Regions from separate parts of the Homo sapiens genome. Here region 1 is linked to region 2. The links are chromatin loops, found by intact Hi-C in ENCODE. Cell type or tissue: PC-9. All regions are shown on one strand. Links, peaks and the distances in the headings refer to the core of each region. The heading gives the core; the rest is flanking DNA. Region 1 overlaps GPR4 (G protein-coupled receptor 4). Region 2 overlaps GIPR (gastric inhibitory polypeptide receptor).

Region 1 (9,116 bases), core at 341-8,340, 92 kb before region 2:
GAGTGGTGTGTAGGAGGAAACATACATTCAGGACACAGAATCAGGGGGCTCTGGACTTCTTTGGTATCCAGTCTGACTCTCTGAGTGTCCTTTGTCAAGCTCCTGGCACTGAGGGACCTGCGTTTCCTCATCTTTACTGATGGTGCTGGTGTGTGTGTGAACCCTGATATTCTGAATTACTAAGAATGCCAGGATTCCATAAAAACAACCTTTTCCAGGGTCCCTTCCACACGGAAGGTATGCAGAAACTTGGGACTACCTAAGGTCCATCATCCATTTGGGACCAGCCCCCTTCCCATTTTACAGATCGTTTGAGCCTGGGAGGTTGAAGCTGTGGTGAGCCATGAGCTCCACTGCACTCCAGCCTAGGCAACACAACAAGACCCTGTCTCAAAAAACATAAAATTTCTGTCCCCAGGCCGGGCGCAGTGGCTCACGCCTGTAATCCCAGCACTTTGGGAGGCACAGGTAGGCGGATCATGTGAGGTCAGGAGTTCGAGACAAGCCTGGCCAACACGATGAAACCCCATCTCTACTAAAAATACAAAAAATTCGCTGGGCGTGGTGGCGCACACCTGTAATCCCAGCTACTCCAGAGGCTGAGACAGGAGAATCACTTGATCTCGGGAGGCGGAGGTTGTAGTGAGCCGAGATCGTGCCAATGCACTCCAGCCTGGGTGACAGAGCGAGGCTCTGTTTCAAAACAAAACAAAAAAAATTGGCCGGGCGTGGTGGCTGACGCCCAGCACTTTGGTAGGCTGAGGTGGGCAGATCATGAGGTCAGGAGATCGAGACCATCCTGGCTAACACGGTGAAACCCCGTCTCTACTAAAAAAATACAAAAAATTAACCGGGCGTGGTGGCGGGCGCCTGTAGTCCCAGCTACTCGGGAGGCTGAGGCAGGAGAATGGCGTGAACCCAGGAGGCGGAGCTTGCAGTGAGCCGAGATGGCGCCACTGCACTCCAGCCTAGGCAACAGAGTGAGACTCCATCTCAAAAAAAAAAAAAATTGGCCAGGCACGGTGGCTCACGCCTGTAATCCCAGCACTTTGGGAGGCCGAGGCGGGTGGATCACCTGAGGTCAGGAGTTTGAGACCAGTCTGGCCAACATGGAGAAACCCCGTCTCTACTAAAAATACAAAATTAGCAGAGCGTGGTGGCACATGCCTGTAATTCCAGCTACTCGGGAGGCTGAGGCAGGAGAATTGCTTGAACCCAGGAGGCGGAAGTTGCGGTGAGCCGAGATCGCGCCATTGCACTCCAGCCTGGGCAACCAAGAGCGAAACTCAGTCTCAAAAAAAAAAAAAAGAGAGAAAAGAAAAATTCTGGCCCCATCACCTCCATTCCCATAGCTTTACAGCAGTGGGATGGGGTGGGAAGACTACTAGGCCTCCCAGATCCCAGGCCTCCCTCTCTTCTCTAGCCCTCCAGCCCACCAACACCAAAGCCCTGATTTCCGCCATCTCTGTGCTCCCTCCACCCCAGAAAAATCATTGAGTGCATTTTTCCCCCTATTCCTCTCCTCCTTCTTCCTTTCTCTGAGAAGGGTTCCCGGGAAAGTCTTCTGGGAACCTTTGTGAAGGGAGAGGAGGGCCCGGGGGAGCGGGGTGGTAGGAGGGTTGTGAGTGAATCTTCACACCTCAGGAGTCTGTTTACACACCCGTAAGGAGGAAGAGGAGAGGAGACCTTCTCTGAAGGGTGAGGCCTTTTCAGAGCTGGGTGCTTCTTCCTGCTCTCCAGCCTGGTCATGGAACAGTGGCCATTCCTGGTGACCCCTGAGACCAGGGGAGGGAGGGCAGCCTTGGCCATCCTGGGGCATGGGAACACAAGCAGAGATGGGGAGGGGAGAGGGAACCCAAGATGGCTCCAGCGCTGACTCACCAGCCATGGGACCTTGGACTGGTTGCCTGGCCTCTCTGGTGACCGCCCTAGACTAGGGCCTGGGATCCTTCCTGGAAGTTTTTTCTGCTCACAGCCCCTAGTCACCCTTTTCCTGGAATGAGTGAGGTACTCGTGTTTCATAATCCCTCTGGCCCCTGTGCTTCTTCCATTAAAATAAATCCAAGGCTGGGCACGGTGGCTCAAGCCTGTAATCCCAGCACTTTGAGAGGCTGAGGTGGGAGGATCACTTGAGGCCAGGATTTCAAGATCAGCCTGGCCAACATGGAGAAACCCCGTCTCTACTAAAAATACAAAAATTAGCCAGGCGTGGTGGTGCATGCCTGTAATCCCAGCTACTCAGGAAGCTGAGGCACAAGAGTTGCCTGATCCCAGGAGGCGGAGGTTGCAGTGAGCCGAGATCCTGACACTGTACTCCAGCTTGGGCAACAGAGCGAGATTCTGTCTCAAAATAAATAAATAAACAAACAAAAATAAAACTCCAAAAGCTGATCACTGCTCCTTGTTAAATCCACAACCACCACCCACCCGGCCCAACTGACAGCACCTCCCTCTTGGACTCCTGCAGTCACCTCCTCACTGGGCTCCTGACTTCTATCCTTGTCTCCCATATTCCTTTTTTATTTTGAGACAGGGTCTCGCTCTGTCGCCCAGGCTGGAGTGCAGTGGTGCAATCACTGCTCATCACAGCCTCCACCTCCTGGCTCAAGTGATCCTCCGGTCTCAGCCTACCAAGTAGCTGGGACTACAGACACATACCACCATGCCCGGCTAATTTTTAAAATTTCTGTAGAAACTGGGTCTCCCTATGTTGCCTAGGCTGGTCCCAAACTCCTGGCCTCAAGCAGTCCTCCTGCCTCAGCCTCCCAAAGTGCTGGGATTACAGGCTTGAGCCACTGTGCCCAGCCAATCTCCCATATTCTACTCCCCACTCAACAGCCCGTGGGATACTGTTAATACTTAAGTCAAATCACCTTCATCCTCTACTGAGAACCCCCTCATAGCTCCCATTTATCTCAGATTAAAAGGCAGAGTCCTCACTAGGATTTACATGGCCCCACACGACCTGCTGTCCCCTCTCTTGTCTCATTTCCCCTTTCCTCTCGTCCTCTCTACCTCCTCTCCAGCCACACTGCCATACCTGCTATCTTTCAAAATTCAGACACTCTATTATTATTATTTGAGATGGAGTTTCGCTCTTGTCACCCAGGCTGGAGTGCAGTGGCACAATCTCAGCTCACTGCAACCTCTGCCTCCCGGGTTCAAGCGATTCTCCTGCCTCAGCCTCCCAACTAGCTGGGATTACAGGCACCCACCACCACGCTCAGCTACTTTTTTTTGTATTTTAGTAGAGACGGGGTTTCACCATGTTGGCCAGGCTGGTCTCGAACTCCTGACCTCAGGTGATCCGCCCGCCTTGGCCTCCCAAAGTGCTGGGATTACAGGCGTGAGCCACTGCGCCCGGCCCAAAATTCAGACACTGTCTAACCCCAGAGCCCTTGCACCTGCAGTTCCCTCTGCCTGAAATGCTCTTCCCACAACAGCCACAAGGCTGAGTGCCGCCCATGCTTCAAGTCTTTGCTGGAAAGCCACCTCAGCAAGCCCTTCTCTGCCCTCCTCCAGATCAGACTCCAAGTCATCCTCTGTTCCCTCAACTGGCTTTACATAGAAAAATGTCCCCTTCCCATTTAGCAATTCCAAACATTACATATTTTTTATTTACTTGTGTATGGTGAGCCCTGTGAAGGCAAGGCCAGGCTGCCTCAGTCATTGTTGTGTCCCCAGCCCCACCCAGCACAGTGCCCTACATAAACCTCTGTTGAATGAATGAATAAATACCCTTTCTTCTTGTCCCACACCTTCTTCCCAAACCTTCTGGCATCACTCCTCCAGGCAGTCTGCCCTGATTGCCCTTCACTTGAGTTCTGACATTCTCCCTCTTCATCCTCAGTCTTGACTTGGAGATCGCTGTTTATCTAGAAACTTAGAATTGCGGTCTTATGTTCCCTGGCCTGTATGACCAGGGGCTTTGCAAACATAATGACTCTATATCGGCTGCATTTCTCCTTCCACTTTCCCCCGAGTCACAGACTTTTATCCACTTGTTGGAAAAAAAAAAATCTAACCTTCTCTATTTGTCTTTATTTTCTGGAAACCAAATGTTTGACTTAATTTATCTGGCCAGACATGGCGGCTCACATCTCTAATCTGAGCACTTTGGGAGGCCAAGGCAGGAGGATCTCTTGAGCCCAGGAGTTCAAGATCAGCCTGGGAAACATAGTGAGACTCCATTTCTACAAAAAGTACAAAAATTAGCCAGGCATGGTGGCTCACATTTGTGGTCCCAGCTACTCGGGAGGCTGATGTGGGAAGATCGCTGGAGAGCCCAGGAGGTGGAGGCTGCAGTGAGCCACGACTGCACTACTGCACTCCAGCCTGGGCAACACAGTGAGACCCTGTCTCCAAAAAAATATATTTACTCATCTCCTCCTTCAGGAGGCCCTCCACAATCGCCAAACTGTGATGGGATCTGGGAGCACAAAGGTTGACCAGTGACACACCAACCTCACTCTTCCTAAGTTCTTGTATTCTTATGAATATTAACACAGCCCTTTTTCCATACAATTTGCATACACCAGACCAGGAGAGAAGGGACTGTGGGATGAGAGGGGAAAACTGGGGATTCTGTGCCACTCGGGGTTCATTGTGCTGGCGGCAGCATCTTCAGCTGCACCTGGTCCCCCTGGGAGGGCGGAGTGGCCGCCCAGCTGCCAGTCATGGCTTTGGCTGTGCTGTTCCTCTTGGAGGTGAGTGGGGTCTCCAGGGTGAGCGAGGCATTGGCCATCTCCTGGGGCTTGTCGCTGGCCAGAAAGCGGAGCAGGTTGTGCAGGGCCTTGGCCACATCGCTGCGGGCGCCCTCGTTGACCAGGCAGTAGAGGATGGGGTCCGCCACACAGTTGAGGCTGGTGAAAGCCAGTGAGCTGTGGTATGCAGAAAAGACGCGCTCCTCGAAGCCGCAGTCCCAGGGGCGGCCCAGGTAGATGGCGCTGCGGGACAGCAAGAGCACGTGATAGGGCGCAAAGCAGACCAGCACGATGGCGATGAGGCTGAGGGCCAGCCGCTTGATCTTGGCCTTCTCCTGGCGCTCGGTGGACACGCTGCCCCGCACGGCCCGCAGGATGCCCCGGTACGACAGCAGCATGAGCGCCCACGGGAAGAGGAAGCCCACGAACACCCGATAGAGGTTCATCCAGGCCACCCAGCCTTCCATGGGGAACTTCTCAAAGCAGAAGGTGTGGTTGTAGCGGTCTCGGAAGAGCTCGTCATGGAACAGGGGCGCCGAGTTGGCGCCCAGCTCCGTGGCCCAGACCACGGAGCTCACGGCCACGGCGGTCTTGACGCGGCGCAGGCGGGCGAAGCGGAGTGGGTGGGCCACAGCCAGGTAGCGGTCCACCGAGATGCAGCACAGGAAGGCGATGCTGATGTAGATATTGGTGTAGAAGATGAACCCAAAGAGCTTGCAGGACCCGGGGCCGTGGATCCAGTTGTCGTGGTGCAGGAAGTAGTCCACCCACAGCGGCAGCGTGCAGATGTACAGCAGGTCGGCGATGCTGAGGTTCATCAGGTAGACGCCCAGCTCGTTGCGCTGTTGCACCTGGCGGTAGGCCGCCCACAGAGCCAGGCAGTTGGTGGGCAGCCCCACGCCGATGACAAAGATGTAGAGGGATGGCGGAAAGAGGTGGTCCACGCGCGAGTCCACGTGGCAGCCCTCCCACGTGTGGTTGCCCATGGTGGGCACTTCGGCTTCTGGGGCGCTTCCCCTGGCCCACGGGGGCTGTGGGGCCACAGGGAGCGGGAGGCCATGGGGCCCCCTGAGCCCCTTCCTTGGAGGCTCAGGGGAACATGGTGGGATGTGGTCTACAGGGAAGAGATGAGGTTGGGTAGGCTGGGCTGGGCTGGGAAGGGCAGAGCTTGAGAGGGAAAAGTTGGAGGAGGGATGGAATTATGACAGGAGGGAAGTCTGGAGGATGGTGAGATTAATAAAGAGGTTTTTCAAGGAGGTTATGTATGGAGTCAGTGTGTCAACGAGGGAGTATGGGGGTGACACAAAAATTGGTCTCCGGGAGTGTTTATGGAGGAGACGAAAGCATCGCTGGGCAATGGTGAGAAGGAGATGGTTTGCAGGGCAATTAGGAAGTATGTGTAGCCATATTGAAGTAATAATGGCGGGGGAATGTTCTAGAAGACACAAGAAATACATGAGAAAGTGTTGAGATAGGACACAGCGCAGTTAGGGAGTGTTGGAAAGTTCAGGCAATGTGGGTGGGAGTGCTGGCATTTCCTAGGACCCCAGAAAGCAACAGAGATAAGTAAGGTCACCAGTAAGGAGAAGGTTCTGGAAAAGGAGGTGTCTGGCACAGGGTGGACAAAGATAAAAGGCTCGGTCTGTGGACGGCAGGAAGGAGTCTTAGGAAACAGGAAGGAGGTGAGTAAGGTCTAGATCAGAGGTAAGTTTGGGGACGGAAGGGAAATTTCAATGGGGGCAGGGGAGGGACTCCAGACTGGTCCTGGTGGGGGCTGAGGGATTGGGATGAAGTCAGTTCACCGCTGACTGCAGTGCCTGTTGGGAGAGAGGACAGCAGTGAGGGAGTCATGGACACTCCAACCTTCTTCTCCCCACACTCCTCACCATAATTGCTGTGAACTGCAGAGACTGGACACCCCAACAATGCCTACTTCAGCCCCATCCTAAGCAACCACTCTCTGAAAACACAGATTTGAGGTGTCAGGCATATTTTCCCCTGACAGATATTAGAATAAAGACCCAACTCAGGCCGGGTGCAGTGGCTCATGCCTGTAATCTCAACACTTTGGGAGGCCGAGGTGGGAGGTTCGCTTGAGCCTAGGAGTTCAAGACCAGCCTGGGCAATGCAGTGAGACCCAGTCTCTACAAAAAATAAAAATAAAAATATTAGCCAGGTGTGGTGGTACATACCTGTAGTCACAGCTACTGGGGAGGCTGAGGTAGGAGGATCACTTGATCCCAGGGGATTCAGGCTGTAGTGAGCTATAATCACACCACGGCACTCCAGCTTGGGCAACAGAGTGAGACCCTGTCTCAAAAAAAAAAAAAAAAAAAAAGGTAGGGTGTGGTGGCTCGCACCTGTAATCCCAGAACTTTGGGAGGCCGAGGCAGGCAGATCACGAGGTCAGGAGTTCAAGAACAGCCTGGCCAACATGGTGAAACCCCATCTCTACTAAAAATACAAAAATTAGCTGGATGTGGTGGCACGTGCCTGTAATCCCAGCTACACAGGAGGCTGAGGCAGGAGAATTGCTTGAAACCAAAAGGCGGAGGTTGCAGTGAGCTGAGATCGCACCACTGCACTCCAGCCTGGGCAAAAGAGTAAAACTCTGTCTCAAAAAAAAAAGAAGAAAAGAAAAAAAAGAAAAAAAAAAGGAAAGAAAGAAAGAGAAAAAGGGAAAAAAATGACCCAACTCAGATTTTAGCATTTTCCTGCAGAATTCCTGTAAAACTGGCACAGGTATCATATCATGCTTCAGGAAATGCCAGACTAGTCTAACTCTATCATGTCACAGACAGGGAGAAGGGGCCCAGAGAGGCTGAGTCACCTCCCTAAGGATGCACAGCATGGCAGCAATAGGGCCAGGGCTGGGGCCAGCCTCCCACTCCTTACCCAAGAATCCCATTCTTGTCAACAAGGATAATAACAGCAAACGTTAATTGAGCCCTACTACATAGCAGATCCCATTCCAGGCATTTTTATGCATATTATTTCTTTTTATTTATTTATTTTTTGAGACAGGGTCTTGCTCTTTTGTCCAGACTAGAATGCAGTAGCACGATCACAGCTCACAGCAGCCTCAACCTCCTGGGCTTCCAGTGATCCTCCTGCCTCAGCCTCCCAAGTAGCTGGGAACACAGGCATGCACCACCATGCCTGGCTTAAAAAAAAAAAAAAAAAATATATATATATATATATATATATATATATAAAATAGATGCAGGTCTTCCTGTGTTGCCCAGGCTGGTCTCTTGAACTCCTGAGCTCAAGAGATCCTTCCCTGTAATCGCAGCACTTTGGGAGGCTGAGGCGGGCGGATCATGAGGTCAAGAGATCAAAACCATCCTGGCCAAAATGGTGAAACCCTGTCTCTACTAAAAATACAAAAATTAGCTGGGCATGGTGGCGCACACCTGTAGTCCCAGCTACTCAGGAGGCTGAGGCAGGATAATCGCTTGAACCTGGGAGGCGAAGGTTGCAGTGAGCTGAGATCACGCCATTGCACTCCAGCGGGGGTGACAGAGCCAGACTCCGTCTCAAAAAAAAAAAAAAAAAAAAAGAGATCCTCCCACCTTGGCCTCCCAAAATGCTAGGATTATAGGAGTGAGCCACCATGCCCGGCCAATTTATGGATATTACTTCTTTGAAATTTTCAAGACTCCTATGAGGAAAGTAGTTGTTCTTTCTCTTTGACAAACTGAGGCACAGAGCTGTTCCAAGACCTGTCCAAGGTCCTGATGTCTAGAGTGCAGCCATCTCTGCTCTCAGTCCTCATCTCCAGCCTGTGCTTCAGTTTCCACCCCAGAATAACTGGACAGGCCAGGCACAGTGGCTCATGCCTGTAATCCCAGCACTTTGGGAGGCCAAGGCGGGAGGATCGCCTGAGGTCAGGAGTTCAAGATCAGCCTGGCCAACATGGTGAAACCCTGTCTCTACTAAAAATACAAAAATTAGCTGGGCGTGGTGGCACATACCTGTAATCCCAGCTACTCGGGATGCTGAGGCGAGAGGATTGCTTGAGCCCAGGAGGCAGAGGTTGCAGTGAGCTGAGATAGCATCACTGCACTCCAGCCTGGGAGACAAGAGAGGAACTCCATCTCAAAAAAAAGAAGTCCAGGCACGGTGGCTCACGCCTGTAATCCCAGCACTTTGGGAGGCCAAGGCGGGAGGATCACCTGAGGTCGGGAGTTCGAGACCAGCCTGACCAACATGGAGAAGCCCTGTCTCTACTAAAAATACAAAATAAGCTAGGTGTGGCGGCACATGCCTGTAATCCCAGCTACTTGGGAGGCTGAGGTGGGAGAATTGCTTGAACCCGGGAGGCAGAGGTTGCAGTGAGCTGAGATGGTGCCATTGCACTACAGCCTGGGCAACAAGAGCGAACTCCATCTCTAAATAAATAAATAAATA
Region 2 (9,098 bases), core at 1-8,000:
TTAATTCATTCTTTTTTTTTTTTGAGACGGATTCTCGCCCTGTCGCCCAGGCTGGAGTACAGTGGCGCGATCTCGGTTCATTGCAGCCTCTGACTCCCGGGTTCAAGCGATTCTCCTGCCTCAGCCTCTAGAGTAGCTGGGATTACAGGAATGTGCGACAACACCTGGCTAATTTTGTATTTTTAGTAGAGGCGGGGTTTCACCATGTTGGCCAGGCTGGTCTCCAACTCCTAACCTTGGGTAGTCCACCCGCCTCGGCCTCCCAAAGTGCTGGGATTACAGGCGTGAGCCATGGCGCCCAGCCCGTTCATTCATTCGATACAAAATACTGAGCTAGGACTGTCCTGGGCTGTGGGGAGCAGCAGGGACCAGGACAGGAGATTGGCGGCCCCAGCAGTGCTGCCTGCTAGTGAAGAGTGAGGGCTTCGAAGCTGGACACAGCTGAGGCCAAATTCAGGTTCTGTCACTTTCTAGCTGTTTGCCAGCTGTGTGGCCTTCACCTCAGGGTTGAGGGTAGGGAGAGGTAAGTGAGGTGCCAACGTGCAGAATCTAAGGAAAGATTCATTCCAAAATTGAAGGCCCACCTTACACTTGCTTGGTTTACCTGAGTCCCCAACCTGCTTCACCTCATTCGGCCTGTTTTCTCATCTCTAAAGTGGGGAAAATACTAGTCTCAGTGGACAAGGCTGTTCATTCATTAAATTCAGCAAAAAATTACTGAGCATGTGTATATGCTAAGCACTCCTCCAGGCTTATCACAGGAATACAGCCAAGAACCAAATGGTCCCTACCCTCCAGTGGGAAAGACACACTAAACACACTATAGAAGTAAGGCATACAGCTGGGCGCAGTGGCTCACACCTGTAATCCCAGCATTTTGGGAGGCCGAGGCAGGCGGATCACCTGAGGTCAAGAGTTCAAGACCAGCCTGACCAATATGGTGAAACCCTGTCTCTACTAAAAAAATAGAAAAATTAGCTGGATGTGGTGGCGGCCGCCTGTAATCCCAGCTACTCAGGAGGCTGAGGTCGGAGAATCGATTGAACCCGGGAGGTGGAGGTTGCAGTGAGCCGAGATCACGCCACTGCACTCCAGCCTGGCCACAGAGGGAGATCATGTCTCAAGAAAAAAAAAAAAAAAAAGGAAAGCATATAGAATGTCAGATGGTGAGATGTGCCTAGAGGGAGAATAAAGCAAGAAAAGAGATGAGGAGTGTCCACTGAGGGATGGGGGTTACTGTTTTATTTATTTTTATTTTTTTAGAGATGAGGTCTCCCTCTGTTGTCCAGGCTGGATCCAGTGCAGGGGTGTGATCCTAGCTCACTGCAGCCTTGGACTCCTGGTCCAAAGCAATCCTCCTGCTTCAGCCTCCTAAGTGGCTGGGAGCACAGGAGCAAGCCATCACACTTGACTAATTTTTTTTTTTTTGAGACAGAGTTTCACTCTTGTTGCCCAGGCTGCAGTGCAATGGTGCCATCTCAGCTCACTGAAACCTCTACTTCCCAGATTCGAGCGATTCTCTTGCCTCAGCCTCCCAAGTAGCTGGGATTACAGGTGCCCACTACCACGCCTGGCTAAGTTTTGTATTTTTAGTAGAGATGGGGTTTCAACATGTTGGCCAGACTGGTCTCGAACTCCTGACCTCAGGTGATCCGCCCGCTTCAGCCTCCCAAAGCGCCGGGATTACAGGTGTGAGCCACCGCGCCTGGCCAAGATCCTCATCTCTACCAAAAATAAAAAATTAGCTGCCGGGCGCGGTGCCTCATGTCTGTAATCTCAGCACTTTGGAGGCCAAGGAGGCCAGTCCAGCGTGACCAACATGGAGAAACCCTGTCTCTACTTAAAATACAAAAATTAGCGAGGCTAGGTGGCACGTGCCTGTAATCCCAGCTATTCAGGAGGCTGAGGCAGGAACATCGCTTGAACCTGGGAGGCAGAGGTTGCACTGAGCTGAGATTGTGCCACTGCACTCCAGCCTGGGAAACAGAACAAGGCCCTGTCTCAAAAACAAAAAAAAAATTAACTTGGTGTGGTGGTGCATGCCTGTAGTCTTAGCCACTCTGGAGGCTGAAGTGGGAGGATCCCTCTAGCTCAGGAGTTGAGGTTGAAGTGATGAAGTGAGCCATGATCACTCCACTGCACTCCAGCCTGGGTGACAGAGCCAGACCCTGTCTCAAAAAACAAAAACAGGCTGGGTGCGTTGGCTCACGTCTGTAATCCTAGCACTTTGGGAGGCTGAGGCGGGCGTATTGCCTGAGCTCAGGAGTTTGAGACAGCCTGGGCAACATGGCAAAAATTCTGTCTCTACTAAAAACACAAAAAATTAGCTAGGCGTGGGGGCGCATGCCTGTAATCCCAGGTACTTGGGAGGCTGATTCAGGAGAATCGCTTGAACCTGGGAGGCCAAGTTTGCAGTGAGCTGAGATCGTGCCACTGCACTCCAGCCTGGGCAACAGAGCAAGACTCTGTCTCCCTGTCTCCAAAAAAAAAAAAAAAAAAAGCAAAAAACAAAACGGCAACACAATCACCCTAAATTTTCACAACTACTACTATATTACTGCTCCATTTTCCAGATGAAGAAACTGAGGCACAGTGTGGTTAAGCAGCTTGCCCAAATGGGAAAGAAAGTGGAAAGGTGGTTTTTGAGTCCAGGGAGCCCACCTCCAGGGTCCACAGTTCTTAACCCCCAGCCAGCAGTGCTCAGCTAACCTTCTGGAGCAAGCAGTGGGGTTGGTGTGGGGGAAGCCAGGAACCAGTGAAAAGATGACCCTAATAGTTTAGGACCACGGTGGCGGTAGCTGAGGTGCTTCAGGGCCTGGCAAGGGCGCGAGCTTATTAAGAGAACAGTTACAAAGGCTAGGCGCGGTGGCTCATGCCTGTAATCTCAGCACTTTGAGAGGCTGAGATGGGTGGATCTCCAGAGGTCAGGAGTTCGAGACCAGTCTGGACAACAGGATGAAACCCCGTCTCTACTAAAAATACAAAAATTAGCTGGGCGTGGTGGAGGGCGCCTGTAATCCCAGCTACTCAGGAGGCTGAAGCAGGATAATCACTTGAACCCGGGAGGTAGAGGTTGCCGTTTGCCGAGATCGTGCCACTGCACTCCCGCCTGGGCAACAAGAGCAATATTCCGACTCTTAAAAACAAACAAACAAACAAACAAACAAAAAACGGGGAGGGAGGCGCGGAGGCGGTTACAGTCCTGCCCCCACCAGCGATGTAACCTCCGCGCCTCCTCTGGGCAGGGCTTCCTGGTCAGCGTCCTCTACTGCTTCATCAACAAGGAGGTAGGCAGAGACCCGGCCGCCGCCCCCGCCCTCTGGCGGCAGCGCGGGGTACGGCGCCGCCTCTGAGCGCCATCGTCTCACAGGTGCAGTCGGAGATCCGCCGTGGCTGGCACCACTGCCGCCTGCGCCGCAGCCTGGGCGAGGAGCAACGCCAGCTCCCGGAGCGCGCCTTCCGGGCCCTGCCCTCCGGCTCCGGCCCGGGCGAGGTCCCCACCAGCCGCGGCTTGTCCTCGGGGACCCTCCCAGGGCCTGGGAATGAGGCCAGCCGGGAGTTGGAAAGTTACTGCTAGGGGGCGGGATCCCCGTGTCTGTTCAGTTAGCATGGATTTATTGAGTGCCAACTGCGTGCCAGGCCCAGTACGGAGGACGCTGGGGAAATGGTGAAGGAAACAGAAAAAAGGTCCCTGCCCTTCTGGAGATGACAACTGAGTGGGGAAAACAGACCGTGAACACAAAACATCAAGTTCCACACACGCTATGGAATGGTTATGAAGGGAAGCGAGAAGGGGGCCTAGGGTGGTCTGGGAGGCGTCTCCAAGGAGGTGACACTTAAGCCATCCCCGAAAGAGGTGAAAGAGATCACTTTGGGGAGAGCTGGAGAACAGGATTCTAGGCGGAAGCGATAGCATAGGCAAAGGCCCTTGGGCAGGAAGGCGCTCAGCCTTGGCTGGAGTAGAATTAAGTCAGAGCCAACAGGTGGGGAGAGACAGAGAAGTGGGCAGGGGCACCCAAGTTGGGATTTCATTTCAGGTGCATTGGAGATTCTTAGGAGTGTCTCTTGGGGGTAATATTTTATTTTTTAAAAAATGAGGATGTCACTCTTACCCAGGTTGGTCTTGAACTCCTGGGCTCAAGCAATCCTCCCACCACGGGTCTCTCAAAGTGCTGGGATTACAGGCGTGAGCCACCGCACCCGGCTTTTTTTTTTTTTTTTAAACGGAGTCTCACTCTGTCACCCAGGCTGGAGTGCAGTGGTGCAATTTCAGCTCACTGCACCCTCCACCTCCCGAGTTCAAGCCTCCCGGGTAGCTGGGATTACAGGCACCGCCACCATGCCTGGCTAATTTTTGCATTTTCAGTAGAGATAGGGTTTCTCCATGTTGGCCAGGCTGGTCTCGAACTCCTGACCTCAAGTGATCCACCCACCTCAGCCTCCCAAAGTGCTGGGATTACAGGCATAAGCCACCATGCCCGGCCCAAATGGGCTAATGTTTTAAACAGATCCTTCTTGTCTGCCCTGTAGGAGGACAAATTATCAGGGGCAGGGGTGGAAGCTGGAGCCCAGAAAGGAGGGGACTGCAGGTGGGAAGTGATGGTGGCTGGACCAGGATGGAGGCCACTGAGGGGTATGAAGCAGTCGGATTTGAAGCTGTTTAAAAGGTGGAGGTGAGAGGATTTCATGAAGGAGCACATGAGGACACAGCAGCAGAGAGGACTCCTTGGCTTTGGATGGTGGAGAGACTAAAGATAGAGAGATTGGGTTCGGGTAGGGGGAGAACCACGTGTGCTCTTTGGAAAGGTTAGGCTGGCAGTGTTTGTAGGACATGACAGGACACTGAGTGTAAGGGTCTGGAGCTCTCAGGAGAGGGGCGAGCTGGAGATAGTAATGTGAGAGGCACTGGGTCCTGAGAGGGTGATTTGGTGTGGACCGGAGCACAGGTGAGGCAAGGCAGGCCTCGCAGCTGAAACTTTATATCCAGAGCAGCCAGGGCCACTGCTGGCTGCGGAGTGAGGACGCATATCCCCACTGTCCTTAGATGGGTGGCCCCTGGAACCTGGGAGAATGAGGGGGCATGCTGACAGTCTCATTGTGGCTGGACCACCTGTACATACACCCACAAGACCCTCACCCCTAAATCCTCCCCCTACACATATGCACACTTAAGTTACCGTATGGGTGTTGTCGAGCATTTTCCCTGGGGTCTGTGGCTCCCTGGACCGACATGCCCCAAAGCTGAACTCAGCCTTTTCAAGCTTGCGGCCCTGCTGCCCAATTCCCCTACACCCTGCCTTGTGGGTTCTCGCGGGGTGGGGGCCTTAGGGCAAGGCTCTTGTAAATAAAGTATAAGAAACAGTTGCTTTTTTTCTTTCTTGGGTAGAAGCATCTTCTTGGCAGTGTCACAAAGGGAAATGACCGAGGCAGGCTGCCTGGTGGAGTAGGGGCCCGTGGTGGCTTTACTCAAATTTATCCATGTGTTGCTACAAGAAAACGGGACACCTGCTGCCACTGTCCCTCCTAAGAGAGTCCCCAAGTGGCCATGTTACATGTGATCTGTGACATATACGATCAGATGTTACCTGCATCCTAGGGTCGCCTGGCATGCCCATGAGTGACGCTTAGGACCGTGCCTGGTGCTGGTGTGTGGACAATGCTGGGCCAGTTTGCCCAGGGCTATGCCTGCCACCTCTACTTTTATTTCACCCTCTGGAGGCGGACGCATTGGAAAGCATGTGGGGCAGGAGGTGAGGAAGGAAATTCAGACAAGCTGAGCAGAGCGGCCAGGACTGGAATCTTGGGTGCCAACCCGCAAGGTGGGGAAACTGATTTCCATTTCCCAGTAATTACAGGTCAATACCACACCTGAGAAGGCAGGCAGGAATGGAACCCAGACTGACTCCAGGGCTGTGTTGCTTCCTGTATCAGAACCAAACCCCGGGTGACCTCCTGTTGCATGCCCCTTGTCCCAACTTTATAGATTAGGACACTGCAGCTCCATCTTGCTACCCAAGAGTTAAGACTTTTTCTGGAGGACCTGGCTCCCCGGGTTTGGAAATAGTACCATTGTTTCCTAACTGGGTGACCCCGAGCAAGTTGCTTACCCTCTCTTGGCTTCAACGATCTCATCTATAAAATGGGATCACTTAGGTCGGGCGTGGTGGCTCACGCCTGTAATCCCAGCACTTTGGGAGGCCGAGGCGGGTGGATCACAAGATCAGGAGTTTGAGACTAGCCTGGCCAACATGGTGAAATCCTGTCTCTACTAAAAATACAAAAATTAGCTGGGCGTGGTGGCGGGCGCCTGTAATCCCAGCTACTTGGGAGGCTGAGGAAGAACTGTTTGAACCCGGGAGGTGGAGGTTGCAGTGAGCAGAGATGGTGCCACTGCACTCCAGCCTGTGGGCAACAGGGTGAGACTCCTTCTCAAAAAAAAAAAAAAAAAAAATAGCTCTAGTATCCACCCCACAGATGGTTGTTTCCAATTAGATGTAGTAAATGCACGCCTTTATAACCCCATAACCCATTGCCTTCTGTGTATCAGGCCTCTCTCTGCTGCAGGGTCCCAGCTCTGCCACAATGCTCACAGTGTATCTCAGGCTGTGCCTTTCTTTTTTTTGTTTTCTTTTTCTTTTTTTTTTTTTTGAGACGGAGTCTCACTCTGTTGCCAGGCTGGAGTGCAGTGGTGCGATCTCGGCTCACTGCAACCTTCACCTCCCAGGTTCAAGCGATTCTCCCGCCTCAGCCTTCCGAGTAGCTGTGACTACAGGCGTGCACCACCACACCCAGCTAATGTTTGTATTTTTAGTAGAGACACAGTTTCACCATGTTAGCCAGGATGGTCTTGATCTCTTGATCTCGTGATCCGCCTGTCTTGGCCTCCCAAAGTGTTGGGATTACAGGGCGTGAGGCACCACGCCCGGCCCCAGGCTGTGCCTTTCACAGCTCAGAGCAGGGCACACATCTCACTGAGTGTGCACTGACCTCAGGCCTGCAAACTCTTGCAACTTTCAGGTGTTTGCCTATATCCAGAGGACAGAGACATAGGCAGAGACAAAGATATGGGGGGAGGGCCCAACACAGTGGCTCACACCTGTAATTCCAGCATTTTGGGAGGCCGAGGCAGGAGGATCACTTGAGCCCAGGAGTTCAAGATCAGCCTGGGTAACACAGTGAAATCCCATCTCTACAAAAAGCCGGCAGGAGGATCAATTGAGCCTGGGCAGTCAAGGCTACAGTGAGCCATGATGGTGCTGCTGCACTCCAGCTTGGCAGACAGAATGACACCCTGTCTCAAAAAAAAAAAAAAACAACAAAAAACAAAGATATGGGGAGCACACGATGTGTGTGTCAGAGCAACACAGGGAATTTCCTTAATCCCCCCAGTATATACCACCTCCCTTTCCCACCTCCATTTATCTCCCCAAATTTGTCAGAGAATTCCTCTCAAGGGTAATGCAGTTGAATCTGAGGGGCAGCAGAGCTCAGGGGTGAAGCCACAGGCTCTGGAGGTGAGTTTAAATCACAGCACCACCACTTCCTGGCTGGTTGTCCCCGCAAAGTGACATTGCCTCTCTGTGTCTCAGTTCCTTCTTCTGGAAAAGGGGGATAATAAATTAACAGGCCCGCGCCAGAGCTGTTGGGAGGATGTTTGAAAAGCGCTGAGCCTGGCCTGGCACCTAAACAGCTCAGCAAGTGTTAGCCAGGATCACTAGCAGTAATATTTAGCTACTGACTGCTTTCTTTTCTTTTCTTTCTTCCTTTCTTTCCTTTTTTTTGAGAGGTAGTCTTAGAATCTGTTGCCCAGGCTGGAGTGCAGTGGCGCGATCTCAGCTCAGTGCAACATCCGTCTCTTGGTTCAAGCTATTCTCCTGCTTCAGCCTCCCAGGTAGCTGGGACCGCAGGCGTGCACCACCATGCCTGGCTAATTTTGTATTTTTAGTAGAGACAGGGTTTCACCACGTTGGCCAGGCTGGTCTCAAACTCCTGAGCTCAGGTGATCCACCCGCCTGGCCTCCCAAAGTGCTGGGATTACAGGTGTGAGCCACTGCACCCGGCCCTTTTTTCTGTTTCTTATCTATTTAGTTTAGAGATAGTATCACACTGTCTATAAAACTCACAACCATTCTCCCAGGCTAGTCCTAAACTTCTGGGCTTAAGCAATGCTCTCACCTCAGCCGCTGTGCTGGTGGCACTGACTGCGTTCATCACCTGTCTAATCCTCCTGTCTTTCAGGGCAGACCAGAGGCTCCTGGGTACCTGGTGCCCCTGCACTGCAACACAGGGCTGGACACACAGGGGGCATTTGGGGGATGTTTGCTGAAGGAACAAACATAAAGAAAGGCTGAAAGATACACATATATAATTTTTGAGATGGAGTCTCACTCTGTCACCCAGGCTACAGTACAGTGGGGCCATCTCAGCTCACTGCAACCTCCATCTCCGGGGTTCAAGCAATTCTCCTGCCCCAGCCTCCTGAGTAGCTGGGATTACAGGTGCCTGCCACCATGCCCTGTTAATTTTTGTATTTTTAGTAGAGACGGGGTTTCACCATGTTGGCCAGGCTGATCTCAAACTCCTGACCTCAGGTGATCCACCCGCCTTGGCCTCCCAAAGTGTTGGGATTACAGGTGTGAGACACCACGCCCGGCCAGTTTTTGTATTTTTAGTAGAGACAGCGTTTTACCATGTTGGCCAGGCTGGTCTCGAATTCCTGACCTCAGGTGATCTGCCCGCCTCCACCTCCCAAAGTACTGGGATTACAGGTGTGAGCCACCATGCCTGGCCCCAAAAGATACTTTGGTCAAGCGAGGCCAATTCATTATAAGAGGTAGAGAAGAGAGCAACAGAGTGACAAGGAGAAGCTCAGGAAGATTAAAGCAGGAGAGCTAAAATGTTCTCCAGAGCCACAACTGGGCGCTCATTTCCATGCAAACTGTTTGCTTTGCAGATGGAGAAAGTGAGGCCTCGATGGGGCAGAGCCAGGGCCTCTCCACTTGCTCAGGGGTCCTGCTCCCACCATTCAGTCCGATACCAGCTGCCTCCCCCAAGCCCTCCTGAATCCACCCCACTCCCAAGGCTCTGGAAACAGATAC

The links. Hi-C counts contacts between places; a loop is a spot of excess contacts. Peaks named below come from ENCODE experiments on the same cell type or tissue, not always from the same donor. Only the 100,000 strongest peaks of a DNase experiment are listed, where the experiment ranks them.
Region 1: a loop joins it to region 2, with 9 times the contacts of the local background. A loop is called at or near these places in 30 of 110 quality-filtered maps.

The regions. Positions count from the first base shown.
Region 1 is chr19:45,586,178-45,595,293 of GRCh38, forward strand. It overlaps GPR4 (G protein-coupled receptor 4), which reads right to left. Exons shown (of 2, transcript NM_005282.3): 2 at 3,587-6,520. The coding sequence starts at 5,689. The coding sequence ends at 4,601. Among named protein-coding and RNA genes, the nearest start is that of OPA3, 5.9 kb to the left of the region's middle. In PC-9, for the core only: a CTCF peak has its summit at 4,969; no DNase peak of the experiment used is centred there.
Region 2 is chr19:45,678,359-45,687,456 of GRCh38, forward strand. GIPR (gastric inhibitory polypeptide receptor) reads left to right here. Exons shown (of 14, transcript NM_000164.4): 13 at 3,246-3,287; 14 at 3,371-5,364. The coding sequence ends at 3,577. It also overlaps a transcript of SNRPD2 not described here. Among named protein-coding and RNA genes, the nearest start is that of MIR642B, 7.9 kb to the left of the region's middle. RefSeq lists an enhancer at 2,994-3,053 and a silencer at 3,224-3,613. In PC-9, for the core only: CTCF peaks have their summits at 3,315 (motif pointing left) and 3,517; a DNase peak (open chromatin) is centred at 3,303; H3K4me3 peaks cover 1,458 bases; H3K27ac peaks cover 854 bases.